Regions from separate parts of the Homo sapiens genome. Here regions 2, 3 and 4 are each linked to region 1. A link is a contact called in ENCODE Hi-C or POLR2A ChIA-PET data. All regions are on one chromosome and are shown on one strand. The core of a region is the stretch at or near the end of the contact, and the rest is flanking DNA. Distances in the headings are between cores, read along the strand shown. Region 1 holds the start of RND3 (Rho family GTPase 3). Region 2 has its middle 53 kb from the start of LINC02612. Region 3 overlaps LINC01818 (long intergenic non-protein coding RNA 1818). Region 4 has its middle 15 kb from the start of LINC02612.

Region 1 (3,082 bases), core at 273-2,772:
CATTCCTGGGTGTAGGCGTCACGGGCGCCGCGGCTGCCTGCGCTCAGTTTCTTTCCCTCAACAGCGGCAATTGCACGTAACCGCGTCGCCTCTGGGATTTTCTCCCGCCTCCCATCACCCCCGCGGCGCTCCCCGCCTCCCCGCCAACCAGCAGGTTAGATCTAGGAGGGGCGCCCGCCTTGAGCCGGGTGGTTCCGCCGAGGCGCACGCAGCGCCCATGCAACACCCCACAGTATCGGGCCACCTCGGCCGACCCAAGGCGACTTGACCACGACTCCGCGGGCGGACTGCGCCTGGCCACTAGTGGCTCCAACCGCGGGGTCACCCTGCGGGCACACAGCGCTCTCCTCTCCCCACTGCTATCTCCTCGTCCACGCTGTCGTCTGCCGCCCCCACCCAGAAGGGATACAATTTTCGCCCAACAGGGACCGTGGGAATCCCTTGGGAGGGGCGCAGACGGCTTGTAGCGCGCGGTTTCCCGAGACCCGCCGCGCATCCCCCAGCGACTGGAAACCCGCCCCAAGCGCCACGCGGTCCTCCCACTCTTACCCGAAGTGTCCCACAGGCTCAACTCTATTCTTTGTGTGTCGATTTCAAAACTGGCCGTGTAATTCTCAAACACTGTAGGAACGTAATTCTGGATAGACAAAATGGGCAAAAGAGGAAGGAAAGAGGGCAAAGAGGTTACGTTTAAACGCACGACACCCATTGAACACCCTTCCCCTCCCCGCTCCCCAGTTAAGAAAGAAAACCTTCACACATCAGACCACACACTAAGCACATGGACCCTTTCCGAAACCCCTGTCCTACTCCCCACTCACCCCACCCGGCTCTCACAGATCTGCTGACCCGAATCTCCCAACCCCAGGTTATGCACACAGGAACGAACAAGTTTCAGGAGCTAACCAGCCCATGTGCAGGCGCGTCCCAACCCTAAAAGCTTCCAGCGCACTTTCCCTTTCCCCGCAGTCTAATCAGGGGAAAGTAGTAAGGACCGAGAAAGACTTTTTTTTTTCTTTTTTTTTTTTTTTAAGGGAAAACGGATGAAAGCGGGGAGGCCCACCTCGGGACTGGGATCCCACTGGCCGACCCCCTCGTGGAAGCCGCGGCCGGCCACACTCACCTCGGGGAAGCAGTCCTTGGCGAAGACATGGAGCAGCGCAGTTTTTCCACACTGACTGTCTCCCACCACAACTATCTTGCATTTCACGTTCTGATTAGGATCCATGATAGATTTGCTGGATAATTTCTGGCTGGCTCTTCTCTCCTTCATTGATGTTGCCTTATTTTCTCTTGGAACAGGAATTTTCTCTTAAGAAGAAAAAAAAAAATATATATATATATATATATTTCTCTCTTTATAAAAAGCAGATATAAAAATAAATCACAAGGCTGATGGGCAACCTCTGAAACGCGGCGCAGACGAGGAGGAGAGCGAGAGGAGCAGGCTGGTTACTCCCCTCCAACAAGTTTTAAGCCTGACTCCTCACCGCGCCTCCCAAGTCCAATTCCGAGCCGACTGCTTTGTTTCACGCTCTCTGCGCGGCTTTATACGCCCGGCCTTCCAATCCTCTTCTTTCTCAATGAGAGGAGGAAACTGATCTGCCTCCTCCCCTTTTATGGAGCCTGGGAGCGAGCGCTGTTGGCGTTGCATGCCGAAAATGTAAGCAGTGCGCCCTCTAGGGTGCCCATTCGGGATCTATTTTAGACCAAGGCTCTTAGACAACATGAAGATCCCAAAGATGCTTTGCTGACAAGTCCACAGGGCAAGGTGGGAAACTGGTATCTGTGCATACTGATTTGAACTACAATCCCTTTAAATATAGTTTAATAGGGGCTTATCTGTAGAAGCCTCATGAGCATTTATGAAAACAAAAACATTTCCCACCCAAGTTAAAGGACAGTGATAAAACATAGGAAGCAAATCTTGGGTGGAGAATAGTTGAGTGGTTCTATTTTTTTTTTTAATGGTTTGTATCAGGTACATAGGCCATGGACCAATAGATCAGCCTCTTTATTCCAGATGCAAGAACAGGCTTGCCTGGGTCACGGTAGTAGACTGGCTTCTGAAACCTGTCAGTTTCAGTCGTACAAGTGGAGGCAGAAAGGTTTCGAGGGGTGGGTACAGGAGGTGGGAGGGGAGAAGAAAGAGAAGTGGAAGATGCCCATGACTGAGTGACAAAGGCCATTGGAAACTCAACCCTACTGCGCTAGGGACCCAAACACTTGTCAGCTTAGTTGCACCTCCCCACATTTGCAGTGAGGGGACTGGTGGGGGGGCAGATTTTGATACTATTAATTCTTTATCTATAGCCTCCATCTTCCCGGAATCAAAGCACCCTAGACTGGACTCAGAAGGCACAAACATCTTTAGCTGAAAAATGCAGATACAACCCTCCACCCTCTCTTCTGTCCTCCTCCACATCCATCTCCCTAGCCCTCCAACTCTTCCCCGCAAGCAAAAATCTTAGAAAGGACCAGAATAGCCCGCACATTTGTTCTTTTTCTATGAGAAGTCTTTCTTTTTCTCATCTTCAGCTCCTGCACCCTAAATGCTCAGGAGGTTTCAATTGTTACAATGTAGTAGCACACTGGCCAAAACCAGCTTATATGGTCCCCTGTGGAGACTCCTAGGCTTGTAAATGAGAAGATAAGGTGAAAACAAACAAATCAGAAAGTTTAACATGGGAAGTGAAAAGGCACAATGAAGAGTTGTCAAAAGCACTGATGTAAGTAGTGGACTGGTAGGGCCCCTGAAGCCTAGGGGATCCAGGAATGATGTCCTATTTGGGGCTGAGAAAATTGGAGCCCCCTCAAAGATCATTGACTCAGACTCCATCGGTGGGTCTGTGTTTACACAAGGGGAGGGTTGACCCACAGAGAAGCGGGTTGCTGGCCCTGCTAGGGTTCCTAGAGCAGCCTTTGCCAATGTTTGTTCTTCTGAGCTTTAGTTCCCTCCTGACACAAAGGGTGCCATGGCCCAATTAGTGAGGGCGACACTGTACCCACATCACTCACTGAAGATTCGCCAAGCACACTAATGTTACAAACATTTAAAAATCCCAGAGAAAAGCAGACTATT
Region 2 (3,082 bases), core at 320-2,819, 190 kb after region 1:
ATTCTCATGCCTTGAAACCTGATGGAATTTGTCCTGCTCAATTTTCAACTTACCTGGAACCCGTTACCATTTTATTCTTTCCATTTTCTCCTTTCTGAAATGAAAATGTCTATAACTGTCTCTCCCACCATTACATTTTGAAAGAAGATAACTTATTTTCTAATTTCCTAGGCAGACAGAAAGAATTTTGCCCCAGAATAAATCATATCCAGACCCTCACCCATACCTGATTTAGATGATGATTGCCTTAGTCCATTCAGACTGCTGTAACAAATTACCAAAAAACTGGATGGCTTAAAAGCAACAGGAATTTTTTTTCTTACAGTTCTAGAAGCTAGAAGGTTTAAGACTGAGGTGGCAGCAGATTTGGAGTCTGGTGAGGGCTTAGTTTCTGATTCACAGGTGGTGCCTTCTTGCTGCATCCTCACATGATGGAAGGAGGCAAAGCAGTTTTCTGGGGCCTCTTTTATAATCCCTTTCAGGAGGACAGGGCCCTCCTAACCTAATCACCTCCCAAAGGCCTCACCTTCTAATACCATCACCTTGGTGATTAGAATTTAACATATGAATTTAGGGAAGACACAAACATTCAGACCATAGCAATGATATTTGGGACTTTTGAACTGATGATATTTAGATGAGATTTTTGGACTTGAATAGATGCTTAAATCTATTGAGAATTTTTACAATGTTGGAATTAGGTGGATATATTTCACATGTGGGACAGATGTGAATCTTTTGGGCCAAAGGTCACAGATGCGGTAAGCTTAAAAAATGGCAAAAGGGCATTATATTTTATGGCAAAAGATGTGACAAAGTTAAGAATCTTGAGAGGAGGAGCTTATCCTGGATTATTCAAGTGAATCCTCAATGCTACCACAAGTGTCCCCATGAGAGAGGCAGAGGGAGACCAGATACAGACACTCAGAAGAAGAGGAGGTGATATGATTACAGAGGCTGAGATTGGAGTGATGTAGCTATAAGTCAGGACATGCCAACAGCTACCAGAAGCTGGAAGAGGCAAAGAATGGCTTCTCCCCTAGAGCATCAGCAGAAAATGCTTCCCTGCCTACACCTTGATTTTGGCCTTCAGAACCATGAAAGAATAAATCCCTGTAGTTTTAAACCACCCAGTATGGTAATTTCTTACAGCAGCCCAAGGAAACTTGTACACCAGGTAAGTAATAAAGAAATTAATTAATTTTTTATTGGAATGTGGAAAACACATATATAAGAAGAAGAGACTCATGCTCTCAACACATTTCCTCCCTCTAGCAAACTTCCTTTAGTTACAGGACCATCAGGTTTGCATGCCCACTGCACAGTAACATACCAACACACTGAGACAGCAGGACTTGCAGCAAAGAAAGCATTTAATGATCACAGGGTAGCTGAACAAGGAGATGAGAGGGACCCTCAGATGCATCTCCCTTAGGAGTTTTTAAGAGGATCATGGAGGGCAAAGGGCTGGAAAACTGGGATCATTTATCAGTCAGGGTAAGGGGATGAACTCGTCAGGATGTGGAAACCGTATTATTCAGTGAGTCAGTATGTCATGGGGTCCTTCAGACCAGCTGACATCAGTGATTTCATCAGTAGGCAGGGCCTGAAAGAATCTCTCAAATGGAAAATTTAATGTTTCACAATGCTTAAGATGTTATCTACAGAGCAGTTAAGGGGAACTATAATCCTAGGACAGGGTCTAATGTGATTCTGAGGTAATAGGCAGCAAATGACTATGAGGAAGTGGGTCAGAGAGCAGCTGACCTAATGATTAATGCTAAGTGTGCTGTAAGCTTGGTTTATTTTTTTCTCCCCCTCTCTTCTTCCCTGATTAATTTTATAAACTTTATAGGGATGGTTTCACTTTCCTGATATTCTGGTAAGTGGAAACTGATGAGTACATTACCACTGGGTATTGGTCATAGGAAGAAAAACAATTGCCTACAAACTACTATAATATACTCCTGAATATCATATTTTTATTTTCTGTTCCCAGGCAATGATATCAAGGGAGAATCTGCAGACATACCTTTATTAAGTTAAAATTTAATACCATGCTCCTGGATTTTAGAAAGAACAAAAGTGGGATACAGCCATACCTGAACTATTTCCAAGATTTCTAGCTATTTCTCCTTGATAAAGGCATTTTCCCTTTATGAGTATCTACTTCCTCATATTAAAATGAGGATGGTGGACTAGTCTCATGGGGTGGCTGGAAGATGTATGTTAGGACAAAGGTGTCACACAACAGGCAGTAAAAAATTATCATTGCCCCATCATCAACTGGAGGAGCTCATAGCTCATCTGCTTTTTCTTTGACTTCCAGGAGGCTCAGAGATAAATGTAATCTTTATCATAGTGGCTCATCAGGCTGAGTGATTAGCATATGGTGGTTTCTTTTTAATTCATATATTTAATTTATGTTAATTTTATCAACATTATTGTATATTTTTCTCATTATAAACTGCTTTCTGGAGACAGGTTAGATAGGCATAGTTAATAAGTGGTCAACTATGTTTGTTTATATTGTCTACGAAGATAATTGTCTTATATGGCCTATCCTGTGTTTGTTTTGGTGGAAAGTGATGGGGGCTCAAAAAAGTTAGCAGGCAGAAGTGTCTGGCTCCTTTAAACAACCAGTTTGTCTTGCGTCCAGGAAAATTATTTCCACCTTGGGAAAGAACATCCTTTAAAATGAACCTACTTAGAAAGGAAGCAAGGCCAAGCCCTCTCTATAAAGAAAAAACTTTGCCAAGGAACTACAGAGCTCCTTGAGGGCATGCAACACCCAGAATAAGTAACAGAAATGTGTGAGAGGCCTAAGTCAAGTCTGCATGCTACATATCAGCTAGCTGAGTAGAAATTGACATTAAAACTTCAGAAATTGCATGGAAGAGCCAGATGGGAGAACAGTACGCTATATATTCAAAATAGGATTTAAAGTAGTTTATCAAATGTGTTTACAATACCCCCAAACCAATGCTTATTTAAACTGGCCATATGTTGTAGTTTGTGCATATAAATTCAAATTAACTTAAAGAAACTGTGTTACGTCTCTCAAGTACGCACATTTGAGGTA
Region 3 (3,082 bases), core at 164-2,663, 180 kb before region 1:
TTAGGGCTCAGCCCTGGCACCCCTGTCTGATCACTCAATGGTTATGACTATGCAGATCTTACTGAACACTGACAAAGGGGTGGTCTGAATCAACTTGATTTGCCTACAGAGTTGTGTGGCTACAAGCAAAAATGTTCCCCACTTACTTTCACCTTTGATAATATTGGGAAATATTTATTTGTGCCTTTATTGAAAATACATTTTCCAATAAAGGCCTCCTAATTGTGAATAGCGAGTCAGGTCTCTACACTCCCTTACCTATGTTTTTAACACTCTCTTTGATTTCAGATAGGTATATAGTAGAGAGATGGGGACAGGAAAGGGCTTGGGATCAAACAGAACAGCACAGTTCTTAGGTACATTGGAATTCTATAGTGCTAGCTATAATGTAGCCAGGGTCAAAACTAAAGGAACCAAATGCCCAAAGCACATTTTAAAGGAGGGAAATAATGAAATTTTAAAAAGTTATCAAGCTGGGGCCAAGATGGTTGATTAGAAGCAGCTGCAGTCTGTGGCACTCATAGAAGGAAAAAAAAATGAGGCACATAAATACAGGACCTTCAACTGAAATATCCAGGTACTTGCACTGGGACTGATCAGAGAAACAACTCGACCCATGGAGATCAAAGAAAAGCAGGGTGGGGCGATGGCCCACTGGGGAGCAACAATGAGCCAAGGGAAACTCCACCCCCAGCCAAGGGAAGCAGAGAGTGATTGGGTTACCCCAGGAAACCACACTTCTCCCACAAATCTTTGCAACCCACGGATCTGGAGGTCCCCTTGTGGGTCCACGCCACCAAAGCCTTGGGTTCAAAACACAGTGCTGTGTGGAGTTTCAGCAGAGCAGCTGCTCATACACACACAGAGACCAAGGAGCTTTACAGACTGCAACCCTGGGATCCCTGGCAAGGGTGTAGGTAGTTCAGGCAAGGCAGAGGGTATGTGCATACACCTAGGAAGGGAGCTGAATCCAGGGGGCTGAGTGGTGACAGTCTGTGAGCCCCACTTCCATAGCACATCACAAGATGAGACCCACTGTCTTGGAATTCCAGCCAGCCACCAGCAACAGGGTGGAGACTGTCTGAGATGGAACAGAGTCCCCAGGGGAGTGGACTGCCATCTCTGCTGTTTGGTCAATTCAGCCATTCCAGCCTGTGGGCTTTGGAGACTCCAAACAGTCCAGATGAGGAAGGGTCCCCCCAGCACAGCACAGCTGCTTTGCCAGAATGTGGCCAGACTGTTTCTCTAAGCGGGACCCCAATTCATTCCTCCTTACTATGTGGGACCTCCCAGACAGGGCCTCCAGCTACCCCCACCTGCCCATATTCTATGGACAGAGCTCTGATCTCTCCCTGGGGAGGGGTGGGACACGACCTTGGTTGTTTGGATGACTCAACCATTCCAGCCTGCAGCCTTTGGAGAGTTTAAGCCGACAGGAGCAGAGGCAGTTCCCCAGCACAACACAGTTGTTTGGTCAAGGTGTGGCCAGACTGCTTCTGTAACTGGGACTCTGATCCACTCCTCCTTGCAGGGCAGGTCCTCCCAGCCAGGGATTCCAGCCACCCTTTTCCATGTTCTATGGCCAACAGAGTTCTAATTTCTCCCTGGGATGGAGTGCCTGGGTGACAGGGCAGGCCACCACATTGGCTGTTCCAGCATCTCAGCAGGTCCAGCCTGTGGGCCTTGGAGAGCCCAAAACAATCAGGGGTTAACGATCAGGATCCCCAACACAGCACAGCTGCTCTACCAAAAGACAGCCAGACTGCTTCTTTAAGTGGGTACCTGATCCCATTTCTCCTGACTGGGTGAGACCTCCCAACAGGTATATCCAGCCACCTCCTACAGGTGTGTTCAGGCTGGCAACATGTCAGTACTCCACTGAAATGGAGTACTCCACTGAAATGGAGCTTTCAGAGGAAGGGGCAGGTTGCCATCTTTGCTGTTTTGCAGACTTCATTGGTGATACCTCTAGGTATGGGAAAAAACCAAGGTGATAAGGATGTGGAGCAGACCCCCAGCAAACTGCAGCAGCCCTATGGAAGAGTGGCCAGGCTGAAAAAAAAAGAAAGAAAGAAAACAACAACAAAACCACAAAACCCAACCCTATCCAAAGGTCAGGAAAGTCAAAGATCAAAGGTAGATAAGCCCATAAAGATGAGACAGAGTCAATGCAAAATCACTGAAAACTCAAAAAGCTGGAGTGCCCCTTTTCCTCCAAATAGCCATAACACCCCAGCAAGGGCTCAGAACTGGGCTGAGGCTGAGATGGCTGAAATGACAAATGCAGGCTTCAGAATGTGGATAAAAACAAGCTTTGCTGGGTTAAAGAAGCATGTTGTAACCCAATGCAAAGAAGCTGAGAATCATGATAACACAATGAAGGAGCTGACAGCCAAAGTAGCCAGTTTAGAGAGAAACATAACTGACCTGATAGAGCTGAAAAACACACTCTAAGAACTTTACAATGTAATCACAAGTATTAAGAGCAGAATATACCAAATGGAGGAAGGAATCTCAGAGCTTGAAGACTATCTTTCTGAAAAAGACAGCCAGATAAGAACAGAGCAAAAAAATAAAAAGGAATGAACAAACCTCTGAGAAATATGGGATTATAGGAAGGGACCAAGATGGCCAAATTGGAACAGCTCTGGTCTGCAGCTGCCAGTGAGACCAATGCAGAAGGTGGGTGATTTCTGCATTTCCAACTGAGGTACCCAGTTCATCTCATTGGGACAGGTTAGGAAGTGGGTACAACTCATGGAGAACTAGCAGAAGCAGGGTGGGGCATCAGTTCACCCGGGAAGTGCAAGGAGCTGGGGGATCTCTCTCCCTCAGCCAAGGGAAGCCTTGAGGTACTGTGCTACCAAGCCCGAGTACTATGCTTTTCCCACTGTTTTTGCAATCCACAGAACAAGAGATTTCCTCACGAGCCTACACCATCAGGGCCTTGGTTTTTAAGCACAAAACTGGGTGGTTGTTTGGGCAGGCACCAAGCAGTTTTTTTCATACCCCAGTGGTGCCTGGAACCCCAGACAAACAGAACTGTTCACTCCCCTGGAAAACAGGCTGAAGCCAGGGAGCC
Region 4 (3,082 bases), core at 372-2,871, 160 kb after region 1:
ACATTGCATGGATTTTGAGAACAACAATCTTGGATAGGCTGCCCCATGGAATTCATTTGTCTTAACTACACTGACTTCATGTCTTTCCCCTAAGACTAGAAAAATATTAGGTTTTCGTTCATCTCTTCTAAGATTTAATTCATCTCTTCTAAGGTAGCATGTCAGGCCTGACATGCTACCTATGGTCTTCTTCAAGTTATCCTTTTAATTTATGCTTCTTTACCTTTTTCTTCATATGAAAATGTTTAGGATTGCTTCATACAAAAATGCCAGTATTGTCACTGTACTGGTTCAGTTGTTTATGCATATATTTTATTGCCCATTTTATTTGTATGTACTAGTAGACTTTAATTTTATGTTTCTTGTTAAACCATCAATACCTTCAGATTACTAAAACATATTCTCTATTTTCGGTGTAATTACCCTCCATCCTCCCCCAGCACACACACCGTCTAGAATGGTTCTCTGCCCAGCGTCGATCCTGGAAGATGTAGCTGCCTGACCTTATCTAAGAGTAATGTGCCGTTGCTGTGTGGGATGCATGAGTATGAGTTTACATGCATGTTTGTGGATGGTGACTGCCTCCAAGGGCAACACCTAAAGCAGGACAGAATCAATATTCAGCAGAGTCATTTCTTTGGCAGCTGAAATGAACCTGAAGGAATCTTGCTGTCACCAATACATTCTTGAACGCCTGCAACTGTAAATTCACCCACCCACCTGAACACGCTCAAGGGAAATAATTTTCTCAGCTTTGGAATGCATCCCCCTCACAGTGGGTCAGATAAAAAGCCTCGAAGCAGTAACCGATGAGTAATGAGAGACTGTGAGAGTTGAGTCCAAGTGATATTTGCGGGAACCTTCATTAGTCAGGGTGTAATGACAGGATTGAGGCTTAAGTGCTGCTCTTGAATATTCACCTTCTGCTACTTCATATATCCTTCCTCTGTCTTGTCATCAAAAGACAATAAATTCCTTTTATTTGAGGGGCTAGAGAATGGGATGCTTTGGTTCATGCAATATTCTGGTTCCTGAGTACCGTCCCAATAGTTTAATAGTTAATTCTCATTAGCAATCGTTCTGCATTTTACTGGAAGGCTTTGGAAATAGTTATCTGGATGAATCAAGGATATTCAAGGTCTTGCAATGACAGGGGCATCATCAGGAAATTTCCATGCAAAGTACTGCACATACAAAAAACAAGCTAAAACTGTTCTGACCATAACACACACCTTAGATGTTGTTGATTTGGAAACAAACCTTATTTCCATTATTTCCATTGTCCATGTCACCCACAAAAATGAACCATGAATTAATTTTTTTCTATGCCATTTAGTTGATGTTTCTTTTTCTATGCCATTTAGTTGCTTGGTAGTAAAAAAACAGAGTTTATTCTCTATTAAGCAGTTTTCTGTGACAATAATGAGCCTATCATTGCATTTTAATTTTCAATTGAAGTGTTCTCATCAAAGAAGCAGGCTGTTGTCCAAAATGAGAAATTGCTGACCCTTTCTGGGCTTCTCTCCACTGGAAGTAGGCCCCTCCAAACATGGACACAGCTCAACCCCACTTAGTTCCTCAGAGCAGATGAGGTCATATCCTGGTGCCGTGGCGCTCTGCTCTGTACAGTCCCAATAATCTGACCATTGCTTGTGTGAAAAGTAATGCTCAGAATTTTAGATTGTACAGCTAGCTAACAGAGGAGGGTACTGTCTGTGTGGGGAACACTACGTGATTCATATTTTCTTTGAAAAATTAGAGTCATATTTCTCTGGTGTGTCAACAGTGATGACTGAAAGCAGATTGCAGATTCTTTGTACTAAACTAGAGGGAAAAAGTTGAGAGAGAGAGTGCACAGGACAGCAAATGAGACTTCTCTTCAAGCAGAGAGGACTATATTCCTAGCAAATATACCTAAATCAAGTGCATAGTCCTTGGAATGTAATAGTGTAAACTCATGATGTGAGAGAGGCCATAGTAAGAGGAAAATGTGAACAGAAATAATTATTCTTGGCTAGCTAGGAACAGAAATGAACTGAGGGCATTGAGGACATCTGAATGTTTGTGTGAGGCAAGAAAACAAGGACACACATTGAGAGAACAGTCAGGAAGAGGAAGATACTGTTCCCGAAATAATTTGGTGCTGGGACTTCAGTGCTATACTAAGACTCTCTTGTCTTCTCTTTCCTTCCTCTGTTGTCATACTGCTTTGATCCCAGCAGCATCTCTTCAAAGATGCAAGACCTAGTTTATCCCCCTGCCAAACATATATTACACCTGCCAAAATCAGACGTGAGAATATGAACCCTATCTTCAAAACAGTTTCTCTATATTTGTTAAAAATACCTGATTCTACAGTCCTCCAAGGGAGGTGGGTGGTGGGTGGTAGGTGGCCGGTGGCCGTCATTCTCTAAAGAAAAGAGAAGCTTGGGGAGGATGTTGTAAGAAGGAAGGAAAGTGATCCATCCTCTTCCTCTTTAGGAAAATAGCTCTGTAGATGATCTCACATCTCACTGATTCCCATAGTGTAGGGCCCTCATGGTCACCTGATAATTCCTTCAGGCACCGAATCACGTACTTCACTCCCTTGCTGACCTTGTCTTCCTACCAGGCTTCTGGAAGCTTCAATAGATGTGTCTCCCAGTCCCCACCTCATCAGTGATTTGCCCTCAAACCAAGGCTAGGACAGAATCTAGGGGCATTCCAGGGAAACAAGATCCACTCAATCCTGCATCAAGAAGCACATGTTAGGAGAAAGAGAGATTAACTATTCCTTCTGGAGCTACACAGAATTCCAGTCATTCCAATGGAGAACTACAAGATGCATTAAGCTACTGCTGCCCCACTCCTAGACAATGTGCACTTTCTCTAAGAAGACACATCTAGCTCTCCAAAAATGGCCCAATATGTGCAATCAGAATCTCAGGGGAGAGGCTACAGAACTGAGAGAATGGATGAGGCTGATTGTAGAAGTTGCAACTAGGGTGGTGAATTTGGGGGCACTATATATAGCATTAATTTCTACGAATTGAATCAAATGCAATTTTCCATGCTGAGGCCTGTTATTTAAAAAAGAAAAAGC

The links. A loop is a pair of places that touch in the nucleus more often than their neighbours do. ChIA-PET counts read pairs that join two places held with the same protein, here RNA polymerase II (POLR2A). Pooled maps may share reads with other maps.
Region 2: a map of PC-3 shows a loop between it and region 1 (5-fold over the local background). The contact joins the enhancer-like site here to the promoter of RND3 in region 1. A Hi-C loop is called at or near these places in 2 of 168 maps with a recorded cell type or tissue (IMR-90 and PC-3) and 1 of 50 pooled maps. POLR2A ChIA-PET finds 5 or more read pairs at or near these places in 1 of 52 experiments (AG04450).
Region 3: a map of Caco-2 shows a loop between it and region 1 (4-fold over the local background). The contact joins the enhancer-like site here to the promoter of RND3 in region 1. A Hi-C loop is called at or near these places in 4 of 168 maps with a recorded cell type or tissue (Caco-2, PC-3, Right ventricle myocardium inferior and 1 more) and 3 of 50 pooled maps. POLR2A ChIA-PET finds 5 or more read pairs at or near these places in 2 of 52 experiments (PC-3 and PC-9).
Region 4: a pooled map shows a loop between it and region 1 (2.3-fold over the local background). The contact joins the enhancer-like site here to the promoter of RND3 in region 1. A Hi-C loop is called at or near these places in 1 of 50 pooled maps. POLR2A ChIA-PET finds 5 or more read pairs at or near these places in 3 of 52 experiments (A673, AG04450 and HEK293).

Annotation. Positions count from the first base shown.
Region 1 is chr2:150,486,145-150,489,226 of GRCh38, forward strand. It overlaps RND3 (Rho family GTPase 3), which reads right to left and starts at 1,523. Exons shown (of 6, transcript NM_005168.5): 1 at 1,405-1,523; 2 at 1,124-1,311; 3 at 550-637. The coding sequence starts at 1,273.
Region 2 is chr2:150,679,967-150,683,048 of GRCh38, forward strand. No RefSeq gene overlaps it. Among named protein-coding and RNA genes, the nearest start is that of LINC02612, 53 kb to the left of the region's middle. Within about 2 kb of position 1,570, at least 4 of the 41 ENCODE cell types and tissues checked have a DNase peak (open chromatin) inside an H3K27ac peak, as active enhancers do; they include IMR-90 and PC-3, where a contact is called at or near this core.
Region 3 is chr2:150,308,403-150,311,484 of GRCh38, forward strand. The region is part of intron 2 of LINC01818 (long intergenic non-protein coding RNA 1818); the gene reads left to right. Among named protein-coding and RNA genes, the nearest start is that of LINC01817, 53 kb to the left of the region's middle. Within about 2 kb of position 1,414, at least 2 of the 41 ENCODE cell types and tissues checked have a DNase peak (open chromatin) inside an H3K27ac peak, as active enhancers do.
Region 4 is chr2:150,642,775-150,645,856 of GRCh38, forward strand. No RefSeq gene overlaps it. Among named protein-coding and RNA genes, the nearest start is that of LINC02612, 15 kb to the left of the region's middle. Within about 2 kb of position 1,622, at least 3 of the 41 ENCODE cell types and tissues checked have a DNase peak (open chromatin) inside an H3K27ac peak, as active enhancers do.